Linked DNA regions of Homo sapiens: region 1 is linked to region 2. A link is a loop called in an ENCODE intact Hi-C map of the cell type or tissue named here. Cell type or tissue: pancreas. All regions are shown on one strand. Each heading gives the region's core, and the rest is flanking DNA. Links, peaks and the distances in the headings are about the cores only.

Region 1 (16,635 bases), core at 3,667-11,666, 280 kb before region 2:
GGTGCCCCTTTTAACAGATGAGGAAGCTGAGGCTCAGAGGTGGGGTCTCGCTATGTTGCCCAGGCTAGAGGGCAGTGGCTCTTCACAGTTGTGATCATAGTGCACTGCAGCGTGGAACTCCTGGGCTCAAGCAATACTCCCACCTCAGCTTCTTGAAGAGCTGGGACTACAGGCGCGTGCCAGTGTGCCCAGCAGGTTAACCGGTCTTAACCAGTACCTCCTCCCACCTCCCCTGGCCCCAGTCCCAGCTCAGGCCCAAGTACCGAGGGGGTGGTTGTCAACGGCCTCAGGGCTGCCCTGCTCCAGGTAGAGGCGGTAATAGAGGGTGCAGTTGCCGTCATTCAGGAGGACAAGGAACCTGGACTGCTTGCTGTTCACCAGCACATTCCCAAAGGCCAGCTCCTTTTCCTTTGCCTGGAGGCCACAGTCAGCCAGCCGGGAGTGGGAGCTCCTCCAGGCCCACAGCCCCACTCTCCCAGCCCCATTTTCAGAGCATCCCCCAAGGAAGGGCAAGTTTGGGGTATCCGGGGCAGAGGGCTCCTATCCTCTGCCCTCTTGGCCTTCCCTCCCACCTTGGGAGGTTCCCTGGGGCCTTCCCTCCCACCTGTCCGGGCCTCTCCCCCAGCCCCCTCCTGCCAGAGCCCTCCCACTCACAGAGAGGCTGCTGGTGAGCCCAACGCCCACCAGCCGGAGCATGTAGTGGGTGGTGGCAGCGGGGTTGGCATTTGGGGACAGGCCGGCTTCCCAGACCCACATCCCCACTTGGAACAGGTACTTGGTCTCCTCCAAAGGGCTGAAGGTCCACGTCAGCGTCTGGGGTCACAGAAATGATCCCTGCAGTGGCCTTCGGAAGCCCCTCCACAGGTACCTGGCCATCCGAGGCCCCATGGCAGGGCGTCATGCTACGTTAGCCCTTTCTCAGAATCTACCCTATGCCAGGCATTGTACACGGCACATGTATGGAGTCTCCCCAATCCCCTCAATCCTATATCCCCACGGGGTCAGTAGTATTATTTCCATGCCTCATTTTCTGATGAGAAACTGAAAGTTCAGAGAAGTGGGGTCCCTTGCCCAGGGTCAGACAGTAGTGAGGGTGGGAGCGGGATGTCAACATTCCAGGCCAACTCCACAGGCTATGAGGCCTCTTGTCCCCCCGAGGGGCTGTCCCCTTGGCTCTTACAGATGCCTGTGCTGGTGCTTCTTGTCCCAAGTTTGGCCTCCCCAACCCGTCGGTAAGGTTCTAGACTAGGGACAGGGGTCTGCTATTTTGAATCCCAGCCAGCACCCCCACTGTGACTACAGTCTCCTTCCTCACCCTCACTGGTGGCTGGCCATTTGGGCCCAAATCCAGCTGCTGCAACCCACCCTCCCAATGACCTCCCAGCTTTGGGGACCATGGATGGGGAGGTGACATGCCTCTCAGGCCTGGCATCAGAAACACTGGTTCCAGTCCCAGCCCTGCACGGCCTAACTTATGATCTTAGTAAATGGCTTCCCCTTCTCAAGCCTCAATTATTTGTAAAATGGTGGGGGGATGGTGAGGGTAATAATAACACCTCATCGCCAGGTGGGGGAAGTTACTGTGGATGGAATTGGGGGCTGCACATGGCAAGTCTGGGCTATGATAGGCACAAATAAGAGATGACAGAAGTGAAGGTTGCCGTCACTCGGCAGGAGGGGAGCCACTCACAAGTCTCTCGTTGGGCTGGATTAGCCCCCTGGAGGGCTGGACAGCCAGCAGCTTTCGATGCTGCTCAGAGACCCTCCACTCGAACTGCAGGGGCAGACGCGAGGGGTTGCGGAAGGTGAAGGGGCTGGTGGAGGAGCAGCCCACCCAGGTGGGCTTGAAGTAGAGGCTTTTGTGGGTGTCCAGCTTCAGCTGCAGTGGCTCCTCCCGGCTGTACATGCTCACCTCCTGGAGCCAGAGGAAGAAGGGCAGTGCCCTGACCTCACTCTGCAGTCCCAGCCCCCCACAACATGTCCAGGAAGCCATGGCTAGGCAGCTTTCCCCACTTGAAGCAGGCAGTCAAAGGCCCTCTGCCAGCCCGTGTACCGGCAGTTTCTGTCAAAAGCAGAGTCAATGGTGACTGGCCCAGGAGATAATTCTTGAAAAGAACTCAGGGACTGAGAGAGGATCTATAGACCATTCCACGGGGCCAGACATGGGCCCACCATCTCAGAGTCTATTGCTGGCCTGGACCCAAATATCCCTCTACCACCTGCAGGTGTCTTTTGCCTCCCCCAGATCCTTCCTCTGGGTTCTCTGCACCCTCTTTCTTGGCCTCAGACCCCATAAGGGGGACAGGCAAGGCCCTGAGGGGTGGGAGAGTTGTTCACAGAAGTGGTCAAGCAGGTTCTTTCCCTACTATGCTACTTCCTGGAGGAGAAGTGGCCCCCTGGAAATCTTAGGGGCCAACCCCAGAATATGGCCTTGAAAAGGGTGGTTCAAGATTATGGCCCATTCCCAAGGACCCAGGTCCCCTCCCTCTGCCTCCTACCTTGAGATACTGGGGGGAAGCATTGCACTGCAGATAGAAAGTGTGCTGCTTCCAGGAGCTGCCCTCAGGGTAGGTGCAGATGAGGATGATCTGGTGGGCCCCGGGTGCCACAAGGCCCGAAGTGGGCCGAAGGATGACGTCTGAGCCTCTCTGGGGGGCCAGGCTGAAGGTCAGCAGCTTGCAGTCTTTGTTGACCAGGAGCAGGCTGCGGTAGGTGGGCTCACCGGAGGACACTGCTGGAAATAGCTGGGGGTGGGAGAGGAGGAAAGCGGCCCCCCGCTCAGACCTCCACCCTGGGACACACACTCAGGGCCCTATGGGGGCTTGGGAGGAGCTGTCTCCAAGTAGATCAGAGGTGCTGCCCTGCAGCCCAGTCAACGCCCTGGGAACGGGGAATTGAAGGAGGCCACGAGCTGACACCAAAGAATGCTTTTGTTCTCCAGAGACCTCCAGAAAGGGGCGGGGGGGGGGCAGGGGGGCGGGGGCACAGGCCCCTGGGAAACTCAGGCCTCCAAGGCCGTTCCTCAAGGATAAAGTAGAAGTTGTTTCATTTTAGGGTGTCTTTGCATCACTCTTTGGAGAACTCATTTTCAGAGAGCCTGGTCCAGAAGCTCTGGGGCTGCAGTAAGTAACCACTTCGGGCTGGGTGTGGTGGCTCCTGCCTGTAATCCCAGCACTCCGGGAGGCTGAGGCAGGTGGATCACTTGTGGCAGGAGTTCAAGACCAGCCTGGCCAATATGGTGAAGCCCCATCTCTACTAAAAGTACCAAAATTAGCCAGTTGTAGTGGCGTGCATCTGTAATCTCAGCTACATGGGAGGCTGAGGCTACAGAATCGCTTGAACCCAGGAGGCAGAGGTTGCAGTGAGCCAAGATCACACCACTGCACTCCAGCCTGGGTGACAGAGCGAAATTCTATATCAGAAAATACAAAATAAAAAAGTAAGTAACCCCTTCTAGATGATTCTCATGCAGGTAACTGATGGAAACTGGCCCAGATAATCTCAGCTCCCAACACTCTTCAGGTATCCAGGGTGTGGCCAGCACCAGCTGAGAGCTGAGCAGGCTGCAAAACACAAAACCTGCAATCCCTGACCAGAGGTCCCCATCAAGCTGGGGTGACAGTGCCTGTGTGTTAGCCGGTGAGGGAGTGACGCCAGATCTTCTGGGCTGCATAAAGGCCACAACCCACCAGGAGGAACTGCCAAGGGAAGGGGGCCGAGGGAGACATCGAGGGGGACTCTGTGAGGCAGGAAGGCCTTTGGGAAGCAGCTGCCTCTAAGCTGAATCTTGGGGTGGTATATGTTTGGGATAGGAGGGCAGAAGTGTAGGTGGTAGGGGGAACAGAATCAACCCAAAGCACATTGTCCCAAAGTGGTGCTTTTCCAGCAACCAGAAGTCTAATGCAAAACCTCCAGGCGATGGAGACTGGAGGAGACATCAAAGGTGAAACTGGATTGGAAGCCGGCGGTCTGGCCCCAGGCTCTGTGCTTTTCAGCCCTATGTCCTCTTGCTTGTCAGGTCAGGCAGGGCTTCTAAGGGCCTTGGGGTGGCCTGGGAATTATGATCTCCTGAGGATGGGGCTGGCTCTGCCTCTCATAGGGCAGGGTGCTTCCCAAAGGCAGGGGCTGCTGGTGCGGCTGTCATATCCCTGGGCCCGAGCCCAGGACTTGGGGCACCCAGGCATTCAGTAAACAGGACACAAACAAATGCAGGAGCTGGAGGGTTTTGAACCTGAGAGTCATAGGAGCCAGTGAGTATTTCCAATGGAGCAGCAAGGGGCCAGCTGTCCAGGATCCAGACTCTCCCCAGTCCCAGTGTCGGGGCCCAGGAGCAAGTCCTCAGCCGGCCCAGATACCCAGAATTGGCACAGCGGACGTGGGGACAGCCAGGGAGGGTGCAAAGATGTGTTTCTGAGGCCATCAGAGAATGGGAGAGGGATCTGCAGGCCAAGGCAGAAGCTAGGGCTCCCCTGTCTCCCTCCCACTGCTGTTGGGGCCACGCTTACCTTGGGGACATCTAGGGAATACTGGGGGATGTGGTGCTCAAAGCCAGCGAAATAGCTGTGGCCTCGTGCCCGCACCGTCAGGCACCAGGATGGGCACATGGTGCAGTCCTCCTCAATATTACTGTAGCTCTGCAGGACCTGCAGAGGGGCCAGACCCACGGAAAAGCTCAGAGTCCTGTGTCTGCCCTGTGGGGCACCCCATTTTGCCCCTCCTTGCCCTTGTGCTGCAGGAGTCTGACATTGGACACAGACAGGAGGGCCTCCCTGGGAAGACAGTGCAGAGAACAAGAATCCCAACCCAGCCCCTCCTGCGGGGAGCTAGGCCCTGCATCCATATAGCAATGCTCTCTTTAGTCCTCACAACCCGGGAGGAGGGTGGGGCTGGGATGTGAAAGCACCATTCATTCTGTAAGAATGAGCCTAGAGAAGCGCTGGCCAATAGAAATATCACGTGAGCCACAAATGCCAGCCGCAAATGTCATTTTAGATGTTCAGTAGCCACATTAAAAAAGTAAAACACGTGAAGTTAATGTTAATAGTATATTTTATTTAACCCAACAGATCTAAAATCTTATCACTTTAACATATAACCAATATAAAATTAGTAACGAGGTATTTTACATTCTTTTCATACTAAGTCTTGAAATCCAGGGTGCATTTTACACTCACGGCACGTCTCAATTGGGACCAGCCACATATTAAAAGCTCAGTAGCCACGTGTGGCTGTCAGTGGCTGTACTGGACTGTGCAGGTCTAGAGCCTGTAACCTAAATATCTGACAGGCTGAACCTCAGCAGAGCCAGGCATCTACAACCTTATTCCTACAAACCTCAACATCACCCCACTGCCAGAGCATTAGGACGGGGGCAACCAAAGCCTCCACTTTGGAAAGCCTCCTCAAAAGATCGGACGTGGTCCCAAGTTTAGAGATGAAAAGATCAGGACTCAGAGACATTAAGGAACTTGCCCAAGGTCACATAGCTGGTAAGTGACCCTGATCTTGACCGCACAGCCCTACTTTTCTCTGGGCCCCAAGACCTTGGCCTCTGGGCAAGGGCAGTGGGGTGGGCAGAGTCAAGAAGGAAGGGATGGGCAGGACTAACGGATGAGGAGGGGGCACCACGCATCTGGGGCCAGAACAGCAGGGCTGGGGACAGCCGGCACTCGGAGTTCCCGACCCAGGGAAGCTGAGTCAGAAGCCCTTTCCATCACAATTATCTGGTGCTGCTGACTTTGTCTCTAGGCCCAGCTTCCTGCCCGCTCAAAGCTCCTTTAGAGTGACCACTTCTTAATTCAAGGACTAGTAGAGAAGCTAGGAGGCCTCCTAGCCAGGAGCCCCAGGGAGTATCTCCCTGTGCACCCAGTTTTCCCAAACAGCTTGATCTCAGCTGAGTTCTCCCTTGGAGGGGAGGGGAGACTTACATAAGAATGAGAAAATCAGATGGGCCGAGCTAGGCCAGGAGCTTTGGAGGAGACAAACTCATAGGGGTCACTGTCCAGCCAAGAGAAAGCCTGGCACGCAGAGGATGGAGCCTGAAGCTGCCCTCGGTCACTTCCTGCCACCCCACCAAGCCACTCAGGCTCCTAGCAGAGACCCCGCATTCCTCCCTCTCATTGCGTGCACACACCTTATAGATGGCGAAGGCTTCGAGCTCCACCGTGTAAAGGCAGTTGGGGTGAGGCGGCTGGAAGTGCAGGCGCATGGCCATGGACTTGAGTGGGGGCACGTCGCAGCTCTCTGGAGTCACCCAGAAGGGGCAGTCAGACCTTCGCGTCCAGACCACCATGATCTTGCCCTTGGTGTGGTTCATCAGGCACAGGGGTACAGGGTTGGGGGCCTCAGGCCCTGGGCAGGCACCGAAGTCTACCTCGACAGGCTCTACACTGATGGGCGGGGGGAAGATGGTTATGTCGCTGGTGCCGTCGAAGAAGAACTCGGTCATGGGGGGGATATAAGGGTACTGCGGGGCCGGCATGTCCTCCAGATCCTGCATGGGGAAAGACAGGTGGATAGGGCTCAACTGCCATTCCTCTTGCTGTTGCCCCTCCTGGGTACACTCCTGTCTAGAAAGGCTACACCAGTCGCCCTGACTACTAATGGTGCCCATGGGACCCTGGGGGCATGGGATTGCCCAAGAATCACTAGAGAAGGGATATGCAGCTGGGGAGGGCACTGTACCTGGATGGGAATCATGAGAGCCCCGTTCTGGTCCTGTGCCAGCTTCTTCTCCTTCAGCATGGCATCCAGGATGTCAGGGGGGTAGAGCGTCAGGCCCCGGGCCAGGTGTGTGCGGTACCAGGTGAGGTGCTGAGGCTTCAGGATGGCTGGCTTGGTGCTGTCCGAGTGGCAGGTCCCCATCAGGTCCAGGAACAGTGGGTCCTGTGACATTTGTCTGTGTGTGGTGGGGCATGGGAGGGGTGGTAGGGCAAGGGGGGTGCTGGGGGTTGAACTGAGGACAGAAGCTGGGCAGACAGGATAACAGAGGCAGTGGGGCAGAAGCTCCAGGTGGCCAGTGAGCAAGCACTCAGCAGTGGTCTGGCTCAGCCAGGGCACAGCAGGAGTCCAGGGAAGGTCAGGAGAGAGCACCCCGGTCCTTAGGACACTCAGCCATTACCCACCCTTCCTCTCTGCCATGGCCCCTGGGCATTCTCCCACCCACCCTACTGCCAGCCCAGAGGCCTGCCAAACTAGAATTCAGGCCCTCCCAAGGGAGGAGAATATGGGGGGCTGCCTCATCAGGCCTCCCTCTGGGCTTCTGTTCTTTCCTCCATTTCCAAGGCCTCCCCCAGCCCATACTAAACTGTCACAAGAATTAGAGAAAGGCACCCATTCCTCCAGGTACACAGACACAGCCCAAGCCTGGGCACCAGCTCAGGGAGGGATCATGGGTTACATTTCAGCCCCGTTTGCCATCTTGGCCAGGCACCTGCTGGTCAGGGCACAATGTGTCTGATCATGCCCAGGGACCTAGGGTTGGGGTCTAACTTGAAAGCTCTCTGCCCTATGCATGCTATGTGGGGTGGCTCCAGGGAAGAATTAGTCTGTGAAGTCATGGAAGGCAAAGAAAAGGCAAAGCCTGCAGGGCTCAGCGGGAGGGTGGGAGGCTGCGAGTCCAAGCCTCCCTCTCCCAGCCCATGAGCACAGCAGCAGCAAAGCGCCTGGCCTGGTAGCAGGGCAAGACTGGCACAGAGTGATCTGCCCTGTGCCCAGGCTGCACACTGGCTCCAAAAGCCAGGGCTGGGGCCCAGGAGTGGGAGACCACCAGGCAGACAGCCCTAGAAGTTCCAGAATACAGGGAAGTGCCCACCAAGCCTTGTCATCATCAGTGGGCCCCAGGGGAGCCCCTCCTCCCTCAGCCTCATGCCCTCCCCACGACTCACCTGGTGGTGGATGAGACAGGCCACACGCCGAAAGCAGATGATGGGGTGAGTGGGCTGGAAGGCACAGTGCAGGGTCATACGGGCCTTGCCCACCAGCGTCCCAAAGGCAGGCCTGATGGTAAAGACACTCTCCAAGCAGTCGATGGCAAACTGGAAGTGGGCCGTGCAGTCCGATTGGTTCTCAATCCACAGGGGCTGCTCGGAGCGCTCCCCAAGGTTGACCCAGCTGAAGTTGACACAGTAGTGCTGCAGGGACACAGCAGGGCCTGGACACAGGAGATGGGGTATCAGCTTCCCCAAGGATATCTTAGACAAAGTTCCACTGAAGGGAGGTGGTACTCTCAGGGCCAGGCTACAGGCCCAGAGCCCTGGCAGCCTGAGCAGAACTCCAGCATCACTGGATGCCAGTGGGACTGGGATCTCCAGGTAGTCACGGATGATTCCCCACAGGGCCACCAGGGGGCAGCAGACACCCAGGCTGAGGCAAGGTGGCCCCGCCTCCTAGGAGCAGGGAAGGAGCTCTTCAGAATCCTCAGCAGGGGCTGCTCCTGTCCCCAGGGGAGGCCCCTGGGGTCACCGGTACCTCTACAGAAACCAACGACTTTAAGCAGGGTCTTGGAGGCACAGCCAGAAGGCATGATGGAGCAGTAGTCCACAGTTCTGGTGTCCAGAGTCTTGGGGTGGAAGAACACCGACACACATTTCTTCTCTCCCGGAAGCACGATGCCATGGGCCGTGGGGCATGAGAAGGCCTGGTCTTCGGCCAGTTCATCCGGGGAAATTTCAATCCTGAAGGGGGCATTTACCTGTGTGGCCAAGCAGAAGGACAAAGGGTCAGGTCACAGAGCAGAGCACTGTATGATGGGACAGTCTACGCATTGTACTGGCGTGCCTAGCCAAGGGGGTGGGGGCAGCTGGCATCCAGCCTGTGCCCCACTGGCCAGACTGCCTCCACCAGGAGGAGAGAAGGGACCGAGTCATGTGCCCTGCGCTGGGCCTGCCCAAAGGGGGCACCTTTTAATTCTCCCCAGGGTACCATCACAGCTAACTGTGGTCCTGGGGTCAGGACAGTCTTAGGGCTGCTCGTGGCTCTGGGGAGCCAGGGTATACCCCAGCCCAGCCCCCAGCTGAGGAGAAGGACACACCTGTTGACAGCTGACATGGGTTACATGAGGCTTGGGGCCAAAGGCATGGAGAGAAAGGGGGGGCATTCTGCAAGGCGGTGATTTTAGGAAATTCCAATCCTGGGGGCGTGAGTCCTGCCGCCCCTCCTGCCTGGTGCCTACCGCCGACGGGTTGTGTAGCCTGATCTGCCTCTCCGAGGTGCAGCCCACAGCAACAGAGCCAAAGTACAACAGCTTCTGGAAGCCCTCGGCATCCTGGTCCTCCGGGCACTTGTGCTTTATGCTCACCAGCAGCTGGGCGCACTTGGCTGGGGCAGAGATGGGGGAGTCTTGGGGGAACCCACCAGGGCCTCTGTGGCCCCAGCTGAACAGCCCCTCGAAGAAGGCAGGTGGCCCCAGGGAAAATTTAGCCTGTAACATCATGGAAGACAAAAGGCAAAGCCTTCTGGGCTTGGGGGAGGGCAGGAGGCCGGTGGAGGCGGGGGCCAGGCCAGATGGGAGGTGGGGGACACTGAGGCCTGGAGGACCCAGAAGGTGCAGGAGGGGCCAGTCTGGGGACGGTGGGAGGTTGGGCCTCACCCACAGCCTGCAGCTGGATGCTGCTCCTCTGCCGGCTGCCCGCCCCGTACCAGCACGTGGCCTGCACCTCGTAGATGACGGCTGTAAGGGGCTGAAAGGTCACCTTGATCTGAGAGGCCTGGCCTGGCTCCAGGAGCCCCGTGGCGGGCAGCATCTGGAATGGGCTGGAGAACTCCCAGGTGAAGAAGGTGGGCAGGTCCCTGGGGGTGGGGGGCAGGTCAGGGCACTGGGCTCCCGGCCCCTGCTCCTGCAGTAGCAAGTCAGGGATGCTGGGCAGAACCTCAGACTACCCTACCCCGACAAGGGTATGCCTGTCTCTCCTGCTTCCAGACACCCTCCTCACAGCTCTTGCTCTCCCCGCCGCACCTCAGCCTCTTCCTCACCCCACATTATCCAGGCAGAAAAAGGCCTCAGTCGTATCTCCCACAGCACACATGGGCAGCTGCAGGGATGGTGGGCGGCAGATCAGCCTGTGGCAGGGCAGGGTGGCCCGTAGGCCGACACAGAACATCCCCTCCGCTTTCTCAAACCACAGCTGGTCCATGTACTCCTTCTGCAGTGTGAGGCGGGGCAGGGGCAGTCACCCATCAGTGGCATTCAGGGACTGCACATCCCGCCCACCCTCAGCCACCCCCAACACAACCGCTGAGGGGAGGGCCAGGCCGTGGCACCCACGTCAGACTCTGAGGGGAGCTGGGCACCTATGTTGTCTTGGTCTCAAACATTAGAGCCTCTTTTGTGGAAAAAGTATTTTGAGGAAATGTGGGTGGGGAGTGGCAGGAAGAGGCCAAGGAATGTAGAAGGGGTTTCTTTTCTTTTCTTTTTTTTTTTTTTTTTTTGAGTCTCGCTCTGTCACCCAGGCTGGAGTGCAGTGGTGAGATCTCAGCTCACTGCAACAGCCGCCTCCCGGTTCAAGTGATTCTGCTGCCTCAGCCTCCCAAGTAGCTGGGACTACAGGCATGTGCCACCATGCCTGGTTAACTTTTGTATTTTTTAGTAGAGGTGGGGTTTCGCCATGTCGGCCAGGCTGGTCTCGAACTCCTGGCCTCAAGTGACCTGCCTGCCTCGGCCTCCCAAAGTGCTGAGATTCCAGAAGTCAGTCACCGTCCCCGGCCACGGAATGTAGGACTTTCTGATGGCCAATATAATATCGCAGCCTTTACCCCCAGCATCTCCTGGGGAACGCCCTCTGTCTAATGAGATGAGGGGCTAAGCCCTTGACGGGGCCTCCCAAGCTGGATTGCTGCTGGAGCGGGCAGCATGTGTGTGTGCCGGGGCGCTCCTGGTTGCTCTGTCCTGTTTTCTGTTCTGAGGTCACTGCTCCCAGGTACCTCCCTGCCCTCACTCGCTGTGGCAGACCTTACCGCCTCCAGAGGCCGGAAGACGATGGGGAGCGTGAGGGTTATGCCTGGGCTCAGGAAGATGGGCTGAGGGATGACCGTGAAGAAGAACTTGGTCTTGGGGGGCCTGCAGGAGAGAGCCGGTGGGGAGCACCTCAGATCAGGGCTCAGAACAACTGGAAGAGGCAGGAAACGAGGGAAGCCCTGCAGCCAAGGGAGCTTGAGTCCCTGGGACCACAGAGAAAGCGATCAGGAGATGAGCACGTGGAGATGGAAACTCAGGGGTTTGGTCACAAGAGGACCCACCCTCCTCCTCCCCCTCCTATTCTCAGAGATCTTCACTCTGAACAAAAGGGGAGTAGTGTTTGTACCTCTGATGAGCATGGAGGCCTGAGAGGGACAGGGACAGTGAAGGGTTACCCAGATTTTAAAGAGTCCGCAAGCACTGAGGTGGGGGAACCAAGGCTGAGGAGGGTGGGACCGGGGATGCCTTTCCAGAGACCTCAGCAGAGCTGTAGCATCCCACAGTGGGTCAGAACCACAGCTGCTGCAGACTTTCAAAACATTAATAAGACAATGACATTGTCAGCAACTTTACACCAACAAATGTTTAAATTTAGATGAAAAAAATTGCTATAAAATATAATTTACCAAAACTGACCCAAGAATTGTACAATAAATATTATGGCTGCTCTGCCTAAAAACACCAAAGAAATGGAATGAGTGGTCAAAAATCTTTCCACAGGCCAGGCACAGTGCCTCACATCTGGAATCCCAGCACTTTGAGAGGCTAAGGCGGGAGTATCATTTGACCCAGGTGTTTGAGACCACCCTGGGCAACATGGCAAGATGCTGTCTATACCAAAATTTTTTTTAAAAAATTAGCCAGGCATGGTGGTGCATGCCTACAGTCCCAGCTACCTGAGAGGCTGAGGAAGGAGGATTGCTTGAGCCTAGGAGGTCATGGCTACAGTTAGCCATGTTAATGCCACTATACTCCAGCCTGGGCAAGGGAGTGAGACCCTGTCTCAAAAAAACAAGAAAGAAAGAAAAGAAAGAAAAGAAAGAGAAAGAAAGAGAGAGAGGAAGAAAAGAAAGAAAAAAAAGAAAGAAGAAATTAGATAAACTTTAATGTGTGTTTATGAGAAAGACTCTCAGCAAAGCAGGAATAGAAGAATATTCCCATAATCTGACAAGGTGTACACTTTTACAGAAACCCTACAGAAAATCAATCCTACCAGACAGCTTAATAGTGAAACATTGCAGTCCTTTACTCTGAGATGATAAACAAAACAAAGATGCCTCTATAACCACTTCTGTTCAACACTTTTCTATTTAACAATGCAGTAAGGAAAGCCAAAGGTGTAAGGACTAGAAAGAAAAAAAAATGTCATTTTCCATTTAAAATACAAATGTGTGCATGAAAAAACAAGAAAATTAACAAATAAATTATTAGAATAAGAGGATTTGCCAAGATCACTGAACATAATACCTATATAAAAATGACATTTTAAAAACTAGCAACAAACAGAAATAAAACAACTAAAAAATATGTCATATATAACAACAGCAAAAATATAAAATACTTATGAATAAATCTAACTAAGGATGTGCTAAATGTCTATGGAGAAAACTTTACACTCTATTGAGAGACAGGAAAGATAACCTAATGAATACAGAAATAGCCCATGTTCATGGAGTAAAAGACTCAATATTATAATGATATCATTTCTCCTCATATTCATCTATAGGTCCAATTAAATCCCAATCAAAATCTCAAGAAGTGTTTTATGTGCATGTATGATAAGCTGATTTGAATATTTATGTAAGAGATCAAAGGGAGGGCCAAGAATAGCCAAGACAATCTTGAAGAAGAATTAAGTAGGAGGACGTATACTACCAGCTATCAAGACTTACTATTCATAAAAATCAATTCCATATAGACAAAAGACAAATATAAAAGGCAAAAATATAAAGTCTTTAGAAGATACTAGAGGAAAATATCTTAATGACCTAGGGGTAGAGAAGGACTTCTTAGGAGAAGCATAAAAAAGCACCAATCATAAAATAAAAAGACTGATAAAGTTGATACCTTTAAAATTCAACTTTGAACTTTTATTCTTCAAAAGACACAATAAAGGGAGTAAAGACAAATCATAAGATGAGAGAAGATATCCACAACGCATAACTGGCAAAGAGTTTGTAATTGGGATAAGAACTTATACCAAAAAGAAAAAAGACAAGATAATGTAAGAGAAAAATGGCCACAGACTTGATCATAAATTTCACACATGAAGAAATGCAAAGTGTCAATAACCTACAAAAAGACACTCATCCTCATTCATTAGTAATCAGGGAAATGCAAATTAAAACCACAAGTTACCATTACTGGCAAAAATTTTAAATTCTGACAATAGCAGTTATTGGTAAGGATGTGGAGGAATGGGAACTCTCTAATGCTGCTGGTGGGTGTCTAAAGAAATCCATGCACTTTGGGAAATAGTTTGGTTTATCTACAGCAAGTGAACAGGTACATGGCCCAAGCCTCCGCAATTCTACTCCTGCGTCTATTCCCCAGAAAAGACAGAAGGTGGAGCAAGGTGGTGGAATAGAAGGTTCCATCCCGCAAGGTCACCAATTTAACAACTACGCAGGAAAAAAAAAAAAAAAACCTTCATAAGACTCCAAAATCACGTGAGCCTTCATAGTACCTGGTATTCCCCAGAAAAACTCTTGTACTTATGTAACTGGACACATATACACGAATGCCAACAGTCCCAAATAGAAACAGCCCAAACTTCCTTCATTCTGGATGAATACATTATGGTACAGGCACACATTGGGACACTATACCACAATGAAAAATAATGGATTATAGCTGCATAATTATTCATACTGCACGTATTTTAAACACTCACTGGCTTTTATATGGCATGTTAAAGGTTTTTTTTGTTTGTTTTGTTTTGTTTTGAAGAGAGCCTGCTTTCGGGGCTCAAGGCTGTGGCACTGGGTCCTTGATCCCTTATACTGGTACCTGTACTTCATCTTCTGGAGTTTCAAGGATCGATTTTTCAGAACCAGATTCCTTGTGGTCTCCTTTCCTAGCTCCCAGCCTTTCCAATGCAGCTCCTCAGCCACCTCAATGCCCCAGATGACCCTCTTGTTCACTCTCTCCTGCTTCTTTGGGGAGTGCATCTGAGTGTCCATGGAGCTTGCGGGCTGTTCAGGTGGCAGGGAGAAGGGGGAGCAGAAAGGATGTATCAGCAGGGTGGGATGCCAAGACCCAGAGAACAGGTGAAGGTCTTCGTCCTCCACCACCAAGAAAATAAAAGACAAGAAGAAAAACGATGATTGACACCACCCCTCACCCCTTGGGGATGGTCTGGAGACAGATGGTGAGAGGCAGGTAGGCCCTGAAGTCAGACATCACGTCTTCCAAGACTGGAACTGTTTTGCAACTAGAGCCCCTGCCCCTGAAGCCTTCCCTGGGCGGCTCCATCAGCCACTCTGTGCAAACACACAAATGCAGGCTTCTGTTCTGTTCCTCAGTGCACCCTCAGATAGCACCCCATCAGGTGCCTCCTCCCCTCTTCCTCCTCCCAGTCCTGCCCCTTGCTACACATGCCTCTCCTAGCTAGAGCAGTCTATCCCAGGCCCTTTTCCAGACCACATTTCCCTCTGCACCATTCCCTCTCCCATTCCTCAATTGGCTGGTGGGGCAGAGGAGGAGCCAATTTGCTTGCTGTTCACCCCACCCATCCCCTGCCTTCTGGGGCCACTCCAAGTGCTGCTCCTGGTGATTGATGCTAGTGCTGCCATGTGCGGCGTCTCCATCTATAATGGAAAATCTTTCCATAGGCTTATCCATCACCCCTTTCTAGATGAAGAAGGAGGGGGCATGGAAACCCCCCTGGGGCAGTAAGGTGGAGGGAGGATGAACTGGATGCCTCCTCCAACCACAGTCACTGCCATGCGCACTCAACTCATTGGCATTTTATCTTTTTTTTTTTTTTTTAATTGTAAGAGTCTCGCTTTATCGCCCAGGCTGCAGTATAATGGCACAATCTCGGCTCACTGCAACCTCTGCCTCCCAGGTTCAAGTGATTTTCTCGCCTTAGCTTCCCGAGTAGCTGGGATTACAGGCACCCGCCATCATGCCTGGCTGATTTTTGTATTTCTGTAGAGATGGGGTTTCACCATGTTGGTCAGGCAGGTCTTGAACTCCTGACCTCAGGTGATCCACCCACCTTGGCCTCCCAAAGAGCTGGGATTACAGGTGTGAGCCATCATGCCCGGCCAGCATTTTATTTTATCTTTGACCAAGTATTGCTTTTATATTGTTGCATAATATAAGGATATAGTCATTCATTCAACAAATATTTTTTGAGTACCTATCATGCACCGGACACTGTGCTAGGTGCTGGGACTACAATGGTGAACAGGACTGACAAATCCCTTTTCTCTTGGAGCTTACATTCTCAGTTTCAATATTTACTGAGTGTGTCTGATGGCCAATATACTATTTTCTTTCCTGAGTCACCTATGGAAGAAAGGTGACATGCATGATGGGAGGTAATTTACTATAATATCAGTTGGTGCATCAGTCAGTGTCTAGGCAGGAAAACGGAAGCCACTCTGAATGTTTAAAATAGGGAATTTACTGTGGCCGGGTGCAGTGGCTCACGCCTGTAATCCCAGCATTTTGGGAGGCTGAGGTGGGTGAATCACGAAGTCAGGAGTTCGAGACCAGCCTGGCCAATATGGTGAAACCCCCGTCTCTACTAAAAATACAAAAAATTAGCCGGGCATGGTAGCAGGCGCCTGTAATCCCAGCTACTTGGGAGGCTGAGGCAGCAGAATCGCTTAAACCCCGGAGGCGGAGGTTGCAGTGAGCTGAGATTGCACCATTGCACTCCAGCCCTGGTGACAGTGTGAGATTCCGTCTCAAAAAAAGAAAAACAAACAAACAAACAACAACAACAAGGAAATTTACTGCATAACCATGAGTAGTGAAGGAACCTGGGAGTTGGCAACAAGAAGCTGCCACCGCACCTAGGTTAGAAGTGGTGGGGTCAATACAGCCTTGAGGCCTGTCTGGTGGGAACTGGAGCCACAGGGGAAATGCAGCTGCTGACAGAGACACTGTGTACAACAGAGAGAGGAAGAGAAGAGAAATGCCCTGGCTTCTCCCTTCATCCCATCTTCCAATCTCCTCCTAGCTCAGAGCAGAGCAGGGAAGGGCAGTGAGTGAATCCAAGGGCAAACAGGCCCGGAATGGCACAGAGGACAGAGATGTCTTTTAAAACATGACCCTCAGTCCACAGGGAGGCAAGGGCAGCACACCTAAGGAGCTGGGCACCATACACCATACAACACAGACACACACTGCATCATACACAAAGCCATACCCATAGTCAAACCCCTGGACAGCTGCATCATCACATAGAGAGAACTACAAAGAGCTGCAAAAAGTAAACAGTATCCATACATTATTGGTCAAACACAAAGTCCTAGGGGTCAAGGCCGGAAGAACTTCCTGAGGAAAGAGAAATCCTGGCTATCCAACCAGCCTCTGACTCGTTCCTCCCTGGCACTCTCCTACCCCACGGCCTCTCAGGCACTCACTGCTCCCAGCACTCCAGTGTGCTTGGTGATAACAATGGTGAACAGGACTGACAAATCCCTTTTCCCTTGGAGCTTACATTC
Region 2 (14,460 bases), core at 3,392-11,391:
ATTAAGAATTCAGTTTTCTGGCTCCAGTTCTGCCATCAACTTGATGGGAGACCTTAGGCAATAACTTGCGGTCTCTGGGCCTTGGTTTCCCCCAAAATGAGGGGTGGGAGGATACAGATTCTAGGTCCTGAATTTGAAATTTAGGTTTGGCAAGGGGGCGTGCTGCCATGGGGTGATTATGAGTCAAGGAGGTGCTGGGGACTCACTTTCTTGATATCAGCTCCAACATTTACAACCCCTCCTGCGAGACAGGAAAAACAAGAGTCTGGAAAAATGGCCATGGCCAAGGTCTACACAACACAAGTGGGAGAAAGGGCCAGAGACCCTGAGCCTGGAACATTTGCTGTGGTCTTCATCTCAGTCAGTGACCAAGACCCTGTTACTGGTCTCATCCTAAGCCTGGCCTCATTCCTTTTTGCTTCCTCCTCCCAATTTACTGTTTTATTAACTCCTCCCTCTACCATTGGCCATCTCTCTCAAAGCTATTCTTTGTTCAGTTATTTCTCTACCCATCAATTACTGGCTTCTTCTTAGTACTGGCTATGCCCGTTTTTAGGCCCTCATTGTCACCAACCCATCCTTCCCGATGCCTCCTTTTCCCTGCTCACACCCTCTGTTGGCTGCTTTTTCCATTACTTCCACCATCTAGTCTTTTCCTGATCTAACTCCTAAGCTTGCCACCCTACCCCCTTGCTCCCTGCCTTGCTGGCAATGACCCTATGTCTCAAAGGAACTCTTTCCCCTGAAGCCTGACTCTTCCTCTCCAGGCTACTCCAAGTGGTCTCGAGGCAGGGCAAGAGGCCTCCATGGAGCCGGGAGATATTGGTCCCTCCCTCTGCCTGGACACTTACCCGGATTTCTTCCTGCACCCTTGGGCAGTAGCTGCAGCAGGGTCAGGAGTGTGGAGAGCTGCTCAGGGGTCAGCTGACGCAGCTCTACCCCATAGCCCGCCAGCACAGCGGCCAGCCTCTGCAGAGCCGCATCTGCTGGGAGCCAGACACAGAGCTTAGGGCTGATTGCGCAGTGAACTTGAGGGATGCAGATGAGTGAGTGAGGGTGGGAAGGGACTAGCATGTTAAGAGAGTCTTCCCAGACACCAGGACACCAAGAGATGCCCTCCCTTTCCCAGCCCTTGTCCACACTTTGGGGGAAAGTTCTTCCTGGGACCCAGATCAAACTTCAGGACATCTTGACTCTCCACTGGAAGGAGAGTCACGTCAACTCCACTCCCCACCACTTCCCTAGTGCCTGGCATAGAACAGCTTGTCAGTAGACATTCCTTAAATGTATGAATGACTTTAAGGACAAGTTAACAAACGCATAGATTGTCAGGGAAGGGCCCCACCATGGTTCCCCCAAAGCAGCCCTCACAGGGAGGTGGATGCTGAGGACCTTGTTACCTGGCTGCACAGCTGGGGAAGCAGGCTTCTCTCCACGATCCCCTAGTCCTTCCTTCTCATAGCCCTCTGGGGAGTCCTCTGCCCGGCTGCTGCTCCCTTGCTCTGGCAGCCTTGGCACCCTGGCCCTGCTGGGTGCTGGCAACTCCTGGGCCAGATAGAGCAGCCCAGAGTCTTGAAAAAGCTGGGCAGGTGAAGGCCCTGGAAGGTCCCCGTAGGAGTGGCCAGGGTGGTCCCCAAATATGCCCTTGGAGGCAGTTCTGCTGAAGAGGGCAGGGGCTTCAGCCTTGGGCAGGGGGCCGACACTGACCATCCCTGGGGAGCCCTCTGAGACCCTGGAGCCATCACGGGAGCCAAACTGTGGAAAACCAGAGATCTGGGTAAGAGCAGAAGTCCGGGCTGAGGGACTGCGGTTGGGGTGGGACCAGAGTCAAGGACTTACCTGGTGGAACAGGTAGGGCTGCAGCAAGGCAGGTTCGTAACTCAGTGAAGGGTGGGGAGGCTGTGGGGGCAGCAGCAGGTGCTCCAAGAGAGGCGGGAGCAGCTCAGCCTGCAGAGGGGACAGAGAGGAGCTGGCCCCAGCTCCACCTTTGCCCACTGGTGGTTGTGGAAGCCGATGCTGGGCAGCAGGGGCGGAGCCAGTGGGGATGTCCTGTAAAAGCAGCTCTCCAGCAGGACCAGGTCTCTTGGGTGCCAAGCCAGACCTGTAGAGGAAAGCAAAGTGTGTGTGTTGGAGCGGGGGAAAGGGCATAGAGAGCCTGCAAGGCAGAACTATTCGGGGCCAGGCAGGCTCAGCGGTTAAGAGCAGGCCTGACCTCTTTAGAAACTGAGTGACCTCAGGGGAAGAGAGATGGGCTGGGTGGGAATGGGGAGGGACCAGAGGGCCAAGCTGAGGGCAGAGGTATCTGCCTCCCTGGTGAGCATGGCTGAGTCTCTGAAACAACTGCAAAGGCTGGGTAATCATGAGGCTGGGGATGGAGAAGGGGCAAACAGGAGCAGGGGAAGGCAACCAGGAATTTCTCTAGATGAACTGTGGCTGCAGCTGTCCCCGTTGCCCCTGTGTGCCATGTCCCCACACCTGGCTCTCCAAGTATATGTCCAAATATTCAGGACTGCTCCTCCACCCCCCACCACTATGCCATCTTCATCCTGGTATCATCATCTGAGCTCCCTAAACCTCATTTACTTTCCTCTGCTTTGCAGTCTGAATGATGCCTTTAGAGGCCCTAACCACAAAAAGATGATGGTGGCTCCTGTCATATAGAAATTCACATAGTAATGAAATGGAATATTGAACAACTTCAGTCCAACAGCATTCTAATTTCTCCCATGATGACTACATTGATGCTTCTTTTAAAGTAGCCAATGTCAATGTTTTTCAAAACATTCAAAAAATGCCCGTTTTTCTGGATCCCTAGAGATGAGCTCAGCTCCTCTTGGTCATGTGAGCATGTCAGAGAGTGACCATTCCTGCACCTCTTTACCTGTGCCCCAGCATGCTGGCCTTGGTGCCCACTTCCTTCCCCTTCTCTCCATCAATTAGGACAACCACAGATTCATCAGCCTCACCATTGCTAGAGTTGTAGAGAAAGGCTGCCTACCTGTCCCTTGGACGGGGCTCTGGGGGGCGAAGCCTGGGGATGCGCTCCATCTCCTGAGAGATCACATACTGGGTGAGGTCATCGTGCCAGGACAATCCTGTCAGGAAAGAGGACAGCGTAAGTTGGTTCAGGAGTCTGGGGATCCAGTAACGGGGACCACTGGGGATCAGAACTGTACCCTCTGCCCTGCAGCTCATGGGGTTTGTCAGAGTAGAGGGACAAACTCAGTGGGTGATCTGAGCTGTCTTCTTCCCACCCTCAGGTACAGCTATTGGAGCCAGACCACCTGGGTTTGAATCCTGCCTTTGCTACTGATGAATTATGTAACCTTGGGCAAGTTGCTGAACCTCTCCAAGCCTCAATTCCCTCATCAATAAAATGGGGATTTATACCTCCTAGGATTGTTATTATCATTAAAATAACACATATACATATCAAACGGTTAGAATAGTGCCTGTCATGTAGTGAACTTTTAACAAATGCTATTACCATAATTATTATTACTATTGTTATTATTCTTTGTGTTGACCCTGAACCTCAACTTTCTCTGTTTGTAAAGTGGAAACGATACATATTTCAGGGGGCTGTTGTGAAGATCAAGTGTGATCAGGGAAATCAAAGTGCTTAGAAAACTCTAAAGCATAATCCACATGTTTTAAACATGTATCATCATCTTCATTGTCGTCATCATCATCATCATCACCATTATCATCATCATCTTATTCATAGACAGCTCTCCTGTTTGACTCTTTCCCCCAAAAAAACTCTGCTCTCAGGAAAGTTCAGTCACTTATTCTAAAGGAATAATTTCCCACTTTTCACCCTCATTTTTTCTTCTCTAGTTCTGGATTTAAAATCTGTGCTGCTCTTAACTTGTATTCTGGTATCTACCAACATCCACACCTGCCTCCTTGCTTATTCACATTAGATGAGCTGTCTGTGTTCCTATTTAAAGCCAGTTCCTCTGAGCACTAGATTTCATCCCCTCTCACCTATTCAGGAACATTCTCCTTGCAATTCTCTCTTCTTTCCTACATAATTTCCTTTGTTCTCTACTGAATTATTCACATTATTCCCATGCAAACAATATGCAATTTCTTCCATCTTAAGAAAAATACTGCTTGATCCCACTTTCTTCTCTAGGGATCACTCCATATCTTTGCAGCAAGACTTCTAGAAAAAGTTGTCTATACTGACTGTATCCAATTCCTTTCTTTCTATTCCCTCTTAATCCACTTTATTCAGGATTTTATTCCCAACTATTCTACCAAAGCTGCTCTCATCAAGAGCAGCTTTGTCTGCATGTCCAAATCTAGTGGTCAATTTTCATATCTTATTTTACTTATCCCGTAATCATCATTTGACACTGTTGGTCACTCCTCCTCCTTGATACACTTTCTCCTGGCTTCTGGGACACTGAACACTGTTGTTTTTAATCCTACTCCACTGGCTTCCCCTTCTCAGTCTCCCTGAGAGGAAGTTGATGGTTCCTCTCTTTATCCTGGTCCTCATTTTTTTTTTTTTTTGAGATGGAGTCTCGCTCTATCACCCAGGCTGGAGTGCAGTGGTGCGATCTCGGCTCACCACAACCTCTGCCTCTCAGGTTCAAGTGATTCTCCTGCCTCAGCCTCCTGAGTAGCTGGGATTACAGGTGCTCGCCACCATGCCTGGCTAATTTTTGTATTTTTTGTAGAGACAAGGTTTCACCATGTTGGTCAGGCTGGTCTCGAACTCCTGAGCTCGTGACCTGCCTGCCCCAGCCTCCTAAAGTATTGGGATTATAGGTGTGAGCCACTATACCTGGCCTGGTCCTTTTAATAGAAGAATTATCTAGGACTTGATCCTTGGTCTTCTTAATAGACACTCAATCTTTTGGTTATCTCATCCACCTCATGGGTGTAATTACCATCTATATGCCAAAGAATTCCAAATTTATATCTCCAGGTGAGAACTCTGTCTCTCAGAATCCAGTCTCATGTACTCAACTTCCTGCTTCACTTGAGTAGACATCTTAAACTCAACATATTCAAAGCTGAACACCCCCACCAAGTTGAACCATTTGCAAGTTTCCACATTATAATTAGTGACATCTCCACTGATTCAGTTATTCAGTAAATAAAACCTTTGACTCCTGGCTGAGCGCGGTTGCTCACACCTGTAATCCCAGTACTTTGGGAGGCCCAGGCAGATGGATCACTTGAGGTTAGGAGCTCAAGACCAGCCTGGACAACATGGTGAAACCCTGTCTCTATTAAAAATACAAAAATTAGCCAGGCATGGTGGCGCGCACATGTAATGTCAGCTACTCGGGAGGCTGAGGCAGGAGAATCACTTGAACCTGGGAGGTGGAGGTTCCAGTGAGCAAGAGATTGCATCACTGCACTCCAGCCTGGGTGACACAGCAAGACTCTGTCTCAAACAACAACAACAACAATCAACAAACAAAATAAACCCAAAAAAACTTTGACTCCTCTCTTTATAACCATATCCAATATTTCACGAAATAATGCTGACTACCTTAAAAATAAATGCAGAATTCTCTCATCCTTCATTCCTTCCCTGCAATCACCTTGGCCCCATCCACATTCATCTCTTATCTGAGTTATTGTGGTAGTTTTTGTTTGTTTGTTTTAGTAAAGTGAAAGCAGTTTATTAGAGAAGTGAAGAAACAAAAGAATGGCACTCCATAGACAGAGCAACCTATTGTGGTGGTTTTTAGTGGTCCCCCTCACCAACTCTTGACTCCATCTATTCTAGTCTCACTACAGCAGCAAAAGTGATGCTTGTCAAGTGTAAGTCAGATCATGTGCCCCCAAGCTCCAAATCTTGTAATAGTTTCCTTCTTTACTCAGAGTAAAGCTAATGTCCATACATTCCCCTATGAGGCCCTAAAGTGATCCACATCCCTTCCCCCATTACCTACCTGACCTCACCTTCTACTCTTCCTCTCCATCAGTCTTCTACAGTCCCCTGGCCTCCATGGTGCTCTTCAGAATTGTGCTTTTGTCCTAACTGTTTGGTCTGCCTGAAATACTCTTCCCCTAGATAATCTTCTGACAAACTCCCCCACCTCCTTAAAAAGTCTGTTCAGATTTCATAGTCTCAATAATGTCCACCTTAACCACCTGATTTCCTCATTTAATACTGTAGCTTTCTACCTCACCATTTTGATCACTTTATCCTGCTATAATATTATATGCTATTTATCATCTTCTAAGACACTATGTATTTTCTAACTTTTATAGCGTGTTTCCTCCCCTTATCCCCCAAACAGAAACTCCAGTAAGCAGAGATCTTTGTTTTATTCCCGATACATTCCAAATACCTAAAACTATGCCTGCTACATAGTAAGTACTCAATAAATACTTGTTGAATGAGGAATTGGGTGAGTGGAATATTATCCTGGCTGAGGATTCCAGAGTTCTTGGCTCTGTAGCACTCAGACAATGCCAGTGAGAGGAACTGGTCCTAAGAAGATGGAAGCTGGCCTTTTCCAGTGACTTCTTCTTAGAAGGCTCCTCTGGGCTTCTCCAGAGAGTCCAAATGTGAATAGCCCATCTCTAGGGTTCCACCTCTTACTCTAGCAAGATATGGGAAGGTGAGGCTCCAGCAGTGGGGGTGATAGGAATATTCCTTGAAGAGAAATCTTCTTCCCCACCCATAACTAACCAAGTTCCAATCTCTCTCCTCCAGTGCACCCAGACCTTACCTTGGGACATGAGTTGTCGGAGCACACCTTGTAAGCGTTGGAGAACTGGGGAGGTGACTTGCAAAAGGGGCCGGGCCTGCCCCACTCCCACCTGGCACTGCCCAAACAAGCCATCTAAGGGCACAAAAGTGGTGTCAGCAGGGGGCTTGAATAAGAGGCCTTCCAAAGTCCAGGTTGCAAATGGACTGTACTCTCTTCACTTTCTCCCCTACCTCTCCTCCTCCAGGCAAGTCTTCCTTCTTCTCAAGCCCAGTAGCCCTCTTCCTTTCTGGGCCTTCTCTCCCCTTCTTGTTTTTTATTGCCCCTCTCCCCCCGATCTTGTGAGTTCTATGCTTGGGCCTCACTCACCCTGAATACAGACTTCCAGGTGAGAGCAGAGCCTGCGGTCAAATAGACAGCCTGTAGAGGAAAAGGTGAGCAGAGGCTCAGACACCCACTCACAGAGAATGGGCAGATGGGTGGACAGGCTGGGAACGGGAGAAGCAGATGCAATTTATTCTTTCATTCTAAAGAAGGCCTTAAGCTGGGAGGAGAGTAGGAATCAGGCCTGAATTTCTTAAAAGGAAGCATGGGATCTTGTTTTGGATTTTAAGAATTTGTGAGTCTGTATCCTTAAAAGCCTCTGTTTGCTTAACTGAGTGATAGGGAAGAAACCTTCCAGGTGCAGGGAGAGAGATTCATAGAATTACTGCAGGAGAGGTTTTGGCCAAATTCTGAAAGAGGAATTTCCTTCCCAAATATGGAAAAGCATCCTATAATGGCCTGGAACTCAGAAGAGGTTCTAGCACACTTCCCCCGGTCGGGGGAAAGAGGGCATGGGTGGGGCTGGGGAGGGTGTCTCTTAGGCATCTCTCCTCGCGCTGTCCCGAGCCGCTGGCGCTGTCCGCGGTGCTGAAGCTCTGAGTCTGGCGCCGCCAAGGGCTGGCCTTGGAGGCGGTTACCAGAGAGGAAGGGGTCACAGAGCGAGGACTCTCCACTAGACCTGAGCCCTCTGTTGTATTCTGCCAACCCACAGCGTCACAGGAAGTACTCTGCCTCTCGGGCCTCCAAGCCCGGGTGGGGAAAGAGGGCGCCAGGCGGCGAGGCTGCGCCCCTTCCCCCACGCGCCACCCTCCCATCCCCCACCCCCTGTCCGTGAGTCAGCGCTGACTGTCTCTGTCCGCACAGATGTGAGTCAGCACCAGGCCTGGCTGTGGGGAGGGGGACAAGAGAGGACCCTCCCCTCTTCATCCTCTTCTGCCCCCTCCCCGTGCTGTCCCCCGTTACAGGAGATCAGATCGCTGCAATCAGCTTCTCTAGGCTTACGGAGAAACCCTGGCCTCTCTCTCTGCCCAGCTGGGACTCTATGTCTGCGGCCCAGGCTTCCACTGCCCAGAGATCACCGTTCCCTCATTCTCCCCGCCACCTCCCCTTCCCATTCCTCAGCGCCTGTCACCACCTCCCAGGCGCCTCGGAGCAAGTGGCTTCTCCTGTGGTCTCGCAGCCGGTCTCTAAGTCCCTCTGCCCACATGCACCCCGTGTCCTTCTCCCGAACCTGCAATTTTCCCCAGAGCCCAATTCTCTTAGGTCCCGCCCCCGTATTCCCAGCCCCACCTCCAGGCCTACGCCCCTTTCCTCCGAGACGCCCTCTCACCTTCCTCATCTCGCATGCCTCCCCCAACCCATATTCTCCCCGAGCTTCATGACATTTCACCCTCACCCCCACCGAGTTTCGCTCCAGGCCCCAAGCTGCTCCCCGCCCCCCACCACCCGCCAGCCCAAGTTTCCTCCTGACCGTGGGCACTAACGGCGCTGCAGCCCCCCGGGCGGCTGCTCAGCAGCAGGAGGCAGAGGAGCAGCCGGAGACCCCCGGATCCCCCGAGACCCCCAGGCCGCCGCGGGCGCCGCATCTTTCCGAGCTCCGGGCGCTCGCTCCCGGGCCGGAGCCGCAGCGACGCTGGCGGGAGCCTGCCAGAGGGGCTGAGGCGGGGCTTGCCGCTCCCCACCTCCCTACGAGGCGGGGTCTACATGCCCCTCTCGCTGCAACGCGGCCAACCGCAGGCGGGTGCTGACGACACCTCCACCCCCGGCTCGTAAGCTAATTTGCGTCACATATGGCGTAAGAGCCCTGTCGGAGCGGGGGACCTACCTAGCCCATCCCTCCTCCATCAAATAGTAGGCGCCTCGCTAGAATTCCCACTTGGCCCCATCCCTGTAGCCCTCTTCTAGGATCACCTCTGTCTCCCCGCCCCAGGGTGGGTGAAAAGGGTTAAGTTAAGTGGGGGGCCAGGAAAGATAGGTGGGTCCAGAACGATAAACCCGAAGACAAGAAGCAGAAAAGTGGGTAGAATAAGTACTCTTACTCATTGTCATTGAAGATACTGTTCTCTTCCTTAAGAAAAAATGGTTAGGCATGCCTAGATTCCAGTTCTAGCAGGGCATCTACTAAGGGTATGACCTTGGGCACCTTGTTTAACTTGTCTGCGTCCAAGTTTCCTGATCTGCAAAGTGGAGGTGTTAATAGTTACTACCCGCCTCACACAGTGATTGTGAAGATTTTGTTCGTTACACTAATATGGATCACTTAGAAGGATGACTGGACTGGTGCATACTACATGCTCCATACATATTAGCTGTCATCATTAGCTTTTATTTATTTTTTATTGAGATGGAGTCTTGCTCTGTTGGCCAGGCTGGATACTGGCGTGATCTTGGCTCACTGCAATGTCCACCTTCTGGGTTCAAGCCATTCTCCTGCCTCAGCCTCCCTAGTAGCTGGAATTACAGGCGCACAGCACCTTGCCCGGCTAATTTTTGCATTTTTATTGGAGATGGGATTTCACCTTGTTGGCCAGGATGGTCTTGAACTCTTGACCTCAGGTGATCCAACGGCCTTCGCCTCCCAAAATGCTGGGATTACAGGTGTGAGCTACCGGGCCTGGCCTCATCATTAGCTTTGACTCTCCTTTCTCTCCGTCTGTGCCACCTCGAGGCTATCAATCATTTTATGGTTTCTCCCTGCAAAATACATCTCCCATCAGTCCACTTCTGTCCATCCTCACTACCTGAACTGAAACACTGTGCTCTTTCACCACGACCACTGCAGCAATCAGCTAGTAACTGCTCTTTTGCTTCCACTCTAGTCATCCAATAAGTAGGGGAGTGAGCTTCTTAAGTTCAGATTTGATCTCCTTCCTCTCTTGCTTTCCAGTAAAATAAAATAAAATTTAAAAAGGACAGAAATGCATAATGAATACTTACATACTCATCATCCATACTTAATGGTTATTGATGTTTTACAATATTTGCTTCTTTTTAGTATTTAAACATGAATGATAGACATCATGACATTTCTCTTCTAAATATTTCATTATGCATCTCCAAGAAATAAGGACATTTTCCTGCATAACCTAAGTGCTGTTATGACACCTAAAAAAATTTACAATAATTCCTTAATATAATTTTTTAAATTTTTTTTTTTATTTTTTTGAGAAGGAGTCTTGCGCTCTTTTGCCCAGGCCAGACTGCAGTGGCACTATCTTGGCTCACTGCAAGCTCCCCCTCCCAGGTTCACGCCATTCTCCTGCCTCAGCCTCCTGAGTAGCTGGGATTACAGGTGCCTGCCACTGCACCCGGCTAATTTTTTGTATTTTTAGTAGAGACGGGGTTTCACCGTGTTAGCCAAGATGGTCTCGATCTCCTGACCTCGTGATGCACCCACCTCGGCCTCCCAAAGTGCTAGGATCACAGGCGTGAGCCACCGCGCCCGGGCATTCCTTAATATAATTTAATGCTCAGTTCATATTCAAATTTCTCAGATTGTTTCCCCAAAAATGCCTTTTCTTTTCAGGTGTTTTGTTCAAAATAACAGTCAATTAAGAACAACCACGGCCTTTGTTATGTTTCTTAATCTCTGTAAATTAGCATAGACACCATATCCTCTCTCCCCTCCCCCATTTTTGACATTGTCATGTTGATAGACCAGGTCAATTTTTCTTTAGAACTCTTCTTCTGGGTTTATCTGATTTTTTTCTTCATGTTGTATTTCCCTGTATTTCTCCAGTGTATAACCTGTATATCACCTGTATTTCCTGTAAACTAGAAGTTATATATGAAGTATTGACTGTATCAAATTAAAGAATTTTTAAAGCAAAATGCCTCTCATTGCATCATTTCAGGAAGTACATGATGTCTGACTGTTCTATTAGTGATGTTAAAATTGATCACTGGTTTAAGGTAGAGACAGCCAGATCTCTGTATGTAAAGCTGTGGTTTTCTAATGTGACCAGCATGTAATTCTTGGATGATACTTTGGCACTGTGAGACTATCTAGTTCCTCATCAACTTTTCACCTAATGGTTTCACTATTCACTGGTGATCCATCCTTGACTAAATGATTTCATTAGAGGTTGCAAAATGGTGATTTTTATAATCCTATCATTCAATTCACGTTTATCGCTTATTTTACTTTGTAAAGAAGGGCTTTCTCTCATCAACTGGGTTTAGTTTACACTAAAATGCAATTCCAACTGGAAAGGTAACATATATTCTCAGCTTTTTCTCTTTACCCTTCTGCAAAATAATGAGTCTGTGTAGTGTAGTGACCTCTAACAGTGACTAATACATTTTTAAACATTTATTTATTTATTTAGAGTCAGGGTCTCACTCTATCACCCAGTCTGGAGTGCAGTGACAAGATCATAGCTCACTGCAGCCTTCAACTCCTGGGCTCAAGCAATCCTTCTGCCCCAGCCTCCTGAGCAGCTACCATTGTGAGCAACCATGCCTGGCTAATTTTTTTTTTTTTTTTTGTAGAGGCCAAGCACAATGGCTCATGCCTGTGATCCCAGCACTTTGGAAGGCCGAGGCAGAAGGATCACGTGAGCCCAGGAGATTGAGACCAGCCCGGGCAACATGACGAATCCTTGTCTCTACAAAAAATACAAAAATTAGCTGGGCGTGGTAACACGTACCTGTAGTCCCAGCCAGGTGTGGTGGCTCATGCCTGTAATCCCAGCTACTCGGGAGGCTGAGGCAGCTGAATTGCTTGACCCTGAGAGGTGGGGGTTGCAGTGAGCCGAGATTGCGCTATTGCACTCCAGCCTGGGTAATAGAGAGAGACTCCGTATCAAAAAAAAAAATTTTTTTTAATCCATTTTTCTGCTGATGGACATTTGGGTTGTTTCAGGTTTGGTAGTATTATGCATAATGCTATTGAGAGGTGACAGCATGCTGGCAGCCCTCACAGCCCTCGCTCGCTCTCGGCGCCTCCTCGGCCTTGGCGCCCACTCTGGCCGAGCTTGAGGAGCCCTTCAGCCCGCCGCTGCACTGTGGCAGCCCCTTCCCCGGCTGGCCAAGGCCGGAGCCGGCTCCCTCAGATTGCGGGGAGGTGTGGAGGGAGAGGCGCGGGCGGGAACCGGGGCTGCGCGTGGCACTTGCGGGCTAGCGCGAGTTCCGGGTGGGCTTGGGCTCGGCGGGCCCCGCACTCGGAGCGGCCGGCCAGCCCCGCCGGCCCCGGGCAGTGAGGGGCTTAGCACCTGGGTCAGCAGCTGCTGTGCTCGACTTCTCGCCGGGCCTTAGCTGCCTCCCCGCGGGGCAGGGCTCGGGACCTGCAGCCCACCAGGCCTGAGTCTCCCCCTCCGCTGTAGGCTCCTGCACGGCCCTAGCCTCTCTGACGAGCGCCGCCCCCTTCTTCACGGCGCCCGGTCCCATCGACCACCCAAAGGCTGAGGAGTGCGGGCACATGGCTCGGGACTGGCAGGCAGCTCCACCTGCGGCCCCGGTGTGGGATCCACTGGGTGAAGCCAGCTGGCCTCCTGAGTCTGGTGGGGACTTGGAGAACTTTTATGTCTAGCTAATGGATTGTAAATACACCAATTGGCACTCTGTATCTAGCACAAGGTTTGTAAACACACCAATCAGCACCCTGTGTCTAGCTCAGGGTTTGTGAATGCACCAATCGACACTCTGTATCTAGCTAATCTGGTGGGGAGGTGGAGAACTTTCGTGTCTAGCTCAGGGATTGTAAATGCACCAATCAGCACCCTGTCAAAATGGACCAATCAGCTCTCTGTAAAACAGACCAATCAGCTCTCTCTAAAATGGACCAATCATCAGGATATGGGTGGGGCCAGATAAAGAATAAAAGCAGGCTGCCCCACCGGCAGTAGCGACTCACTCGGGTCCCCTTCCACGTGGGGGAGGATTTGTTTTTTTGCTCTTTGTATTAAGTTCCTGCTGTTCAGTTGTGGGGTCCACACTGCTTTCATGAGCTGTAACACTCACGATGATGGTCTGCAGCTTCGCTCCTGAAGCCAGCGAGACCACAAACCCACTGGGAGGAACGAGCAAGTCTAGACGCGCCACCTTAAGAGCTGTAACACTCACTGCGAAGGTCTGCAGTTTCACTCTTGAGCTAGCGAGACCAAGAACCCACCGGAAGGAAGAAACTCGGAACACATCTGAACATCAGAAGAAACAAACTCCAGACACGCTGCCTTTAACAACTGTAATACTCACTGCGAGGGTCCAGCACTTCATTCTTGAAGTCAGTGAGACCGAGAACCCACCAATTCTGGACACACTATTATGAATTTTTTTTTTTTTTTTGAGACGGAGTCTCACTGTCACCCAGGCTGGAGTGCAGTGGCACAATCTTGGCTCACTGCAACCTCTGCCTCGGGTTTAAGTGATTCTCCTGCATCAGCCTCCCCAGTAGCTGGGGTTACAGGTGTATGCCACCAGGCCTGACGAATTTTTGTATTTTTAGGAGAGGGGGCTTCACAAGGTTGGTCAGGTTGGTCTCTAACTTCTGACCTCGTGATCCTCCCGCCTTGGCCTCCCAAAATGCTGGGATGACAGGCGTCAGCCACCGTGCCCAGCTGCTATTATGAATATTCCTGTACACACGCCTCTTGTGTACATATGTGTGCATTTCTCTAAGCTAGTAGTTCTCGAACTGTGGCCTCTGGACCAGCAGTATCAGTATCTGAAAATTTCTTAGAAATGTAAATTCTTGGGTTCCTGAACTATTGAAGCAACAACTGTGAATGTGACTCTCTGACTTTAACAATCCCTCCAGGTGATTCTAATGCATGCTGAAATTTAAGAACCACGGTATACCTGGGAGTGAAATTGATGGGCCATAGTAAGTATATGTTCAACTTTAATGGCTAATATAAAACTGTTTTCTAAGTTAATTTTACCAATTGGCTGACCTAGCTAACATGGTGAAACCCGGTTTCTACTAAAAATACAAAAATTAGCCAGTCGTAGTGGCGTGCACCTGTAATTCTAGCTTCTCAGGAGGCCGAGGCAGGAGAATCACTTGAACCTGGGAGGCAGAGTTGAGGTGAGCCAAGATTGTGCCACTGCAGTCCAGGCTGGGCGGCAGAATGAGACTGTTAAAATAGAATAAAATAAAAGTAAAAAAATAAATAAATGTTACCAATTTATACTCAGGCCAGCAGTATGGAGCTTTAGTTAGTTAGTCCATATTGTTGCCAGACCTGGTATTGTAAGTTTCTAAAAAAATGTACCAATCCTGTTGGAATGAAATGTTATTTTGTGGTTTAAATTTGCATTTATTTGATGACTCATGATGTTGAATGCTTTTTTTTTTTTTTTTTTGAGATGGAGCCTCGCACTGTTCCCCAGGCTGGAGTGCAATGGCGTGATCTCGTCTTACAGCAATCTCCGCCTCCTGGGTTCACGCGATTCTCCTGCCTCAGTCTCCCAACTAGCTGGGATTACAGGCGCACACCACCACACTCGG

What was found. A loop is a pair of places that touch in the nucleus more often than their neighbours do. Peaks named below come from ENCODE experiments on the same cell type or tissue, not always from the same donor. Only the 100,000 strongest peaks of a DNase experiment are listed, where the experiment ranks them.
Region 1: it touches region 2 in a loop (2.2-fold over the local background); 8 of 110 quality-filtered maps call a loop at or near these places.

What each region holds. Positions count from the first base shown.
Region 1 is chr2:219,021,517-219,038,151 of GRCh38, forward strand. It overlaps CFAP65 (cilia and flagella associated protein 65), which reads right to left. Exons shown (of 35, transcript NM_194302.4): 5 at 13,964-14,148; 6 at 10,954-11,056; 7 at 9,973-10,142; 8 at 9,590-9,789; 9 at 9,173-9,318; 10 at 8,470-8,692; 11 at 7,887-8,152; 12 at 6,685-6,885; 13 at 6,134-6,493; 14 at 4,506-4,643; 15 at 2,499-2,744; 16 at 1,691-1,915; 17 at 655-813; 18 at 264-414. Among named protein-coding and RNA genes, the nearest start is that of CFAP65, 12 kb to the right of the region's middle. RefSeq lists enhancers at 3,744-4,244, 8,096-8,285. In pancreas, for the core only: a CTCF peak has its summit at 8,342 (motif pointing right); DNase peaks (open chromatin) are centred at 8,355 and 9,655.
Region 2 is chr2:219,300,737-219,315,196 of GRCh38, forward strand. PTPRN (protein tyrosine phosphatase receptor type N) reads right to left here and starts at 8,665. Exons shown (of 23, transcript NM_002846.4): 1 at 8,482-8,665; 2 at 7,056-7,106; 3 at 6,708-6,821; 4 at 2,999-3,095; 5 at 1,840-2,101; 6 at 1,401-1,755; 7 at 852-983; 8 at 207-241. The coding sequence starts at 8,596. In pancreas, for the core only: no CTCF peak of the experiment used is centred there; DNase peaks (open chromatin) are centred at 7,595 and 8,598; H3K27me3 peaks cover 1,316 bases.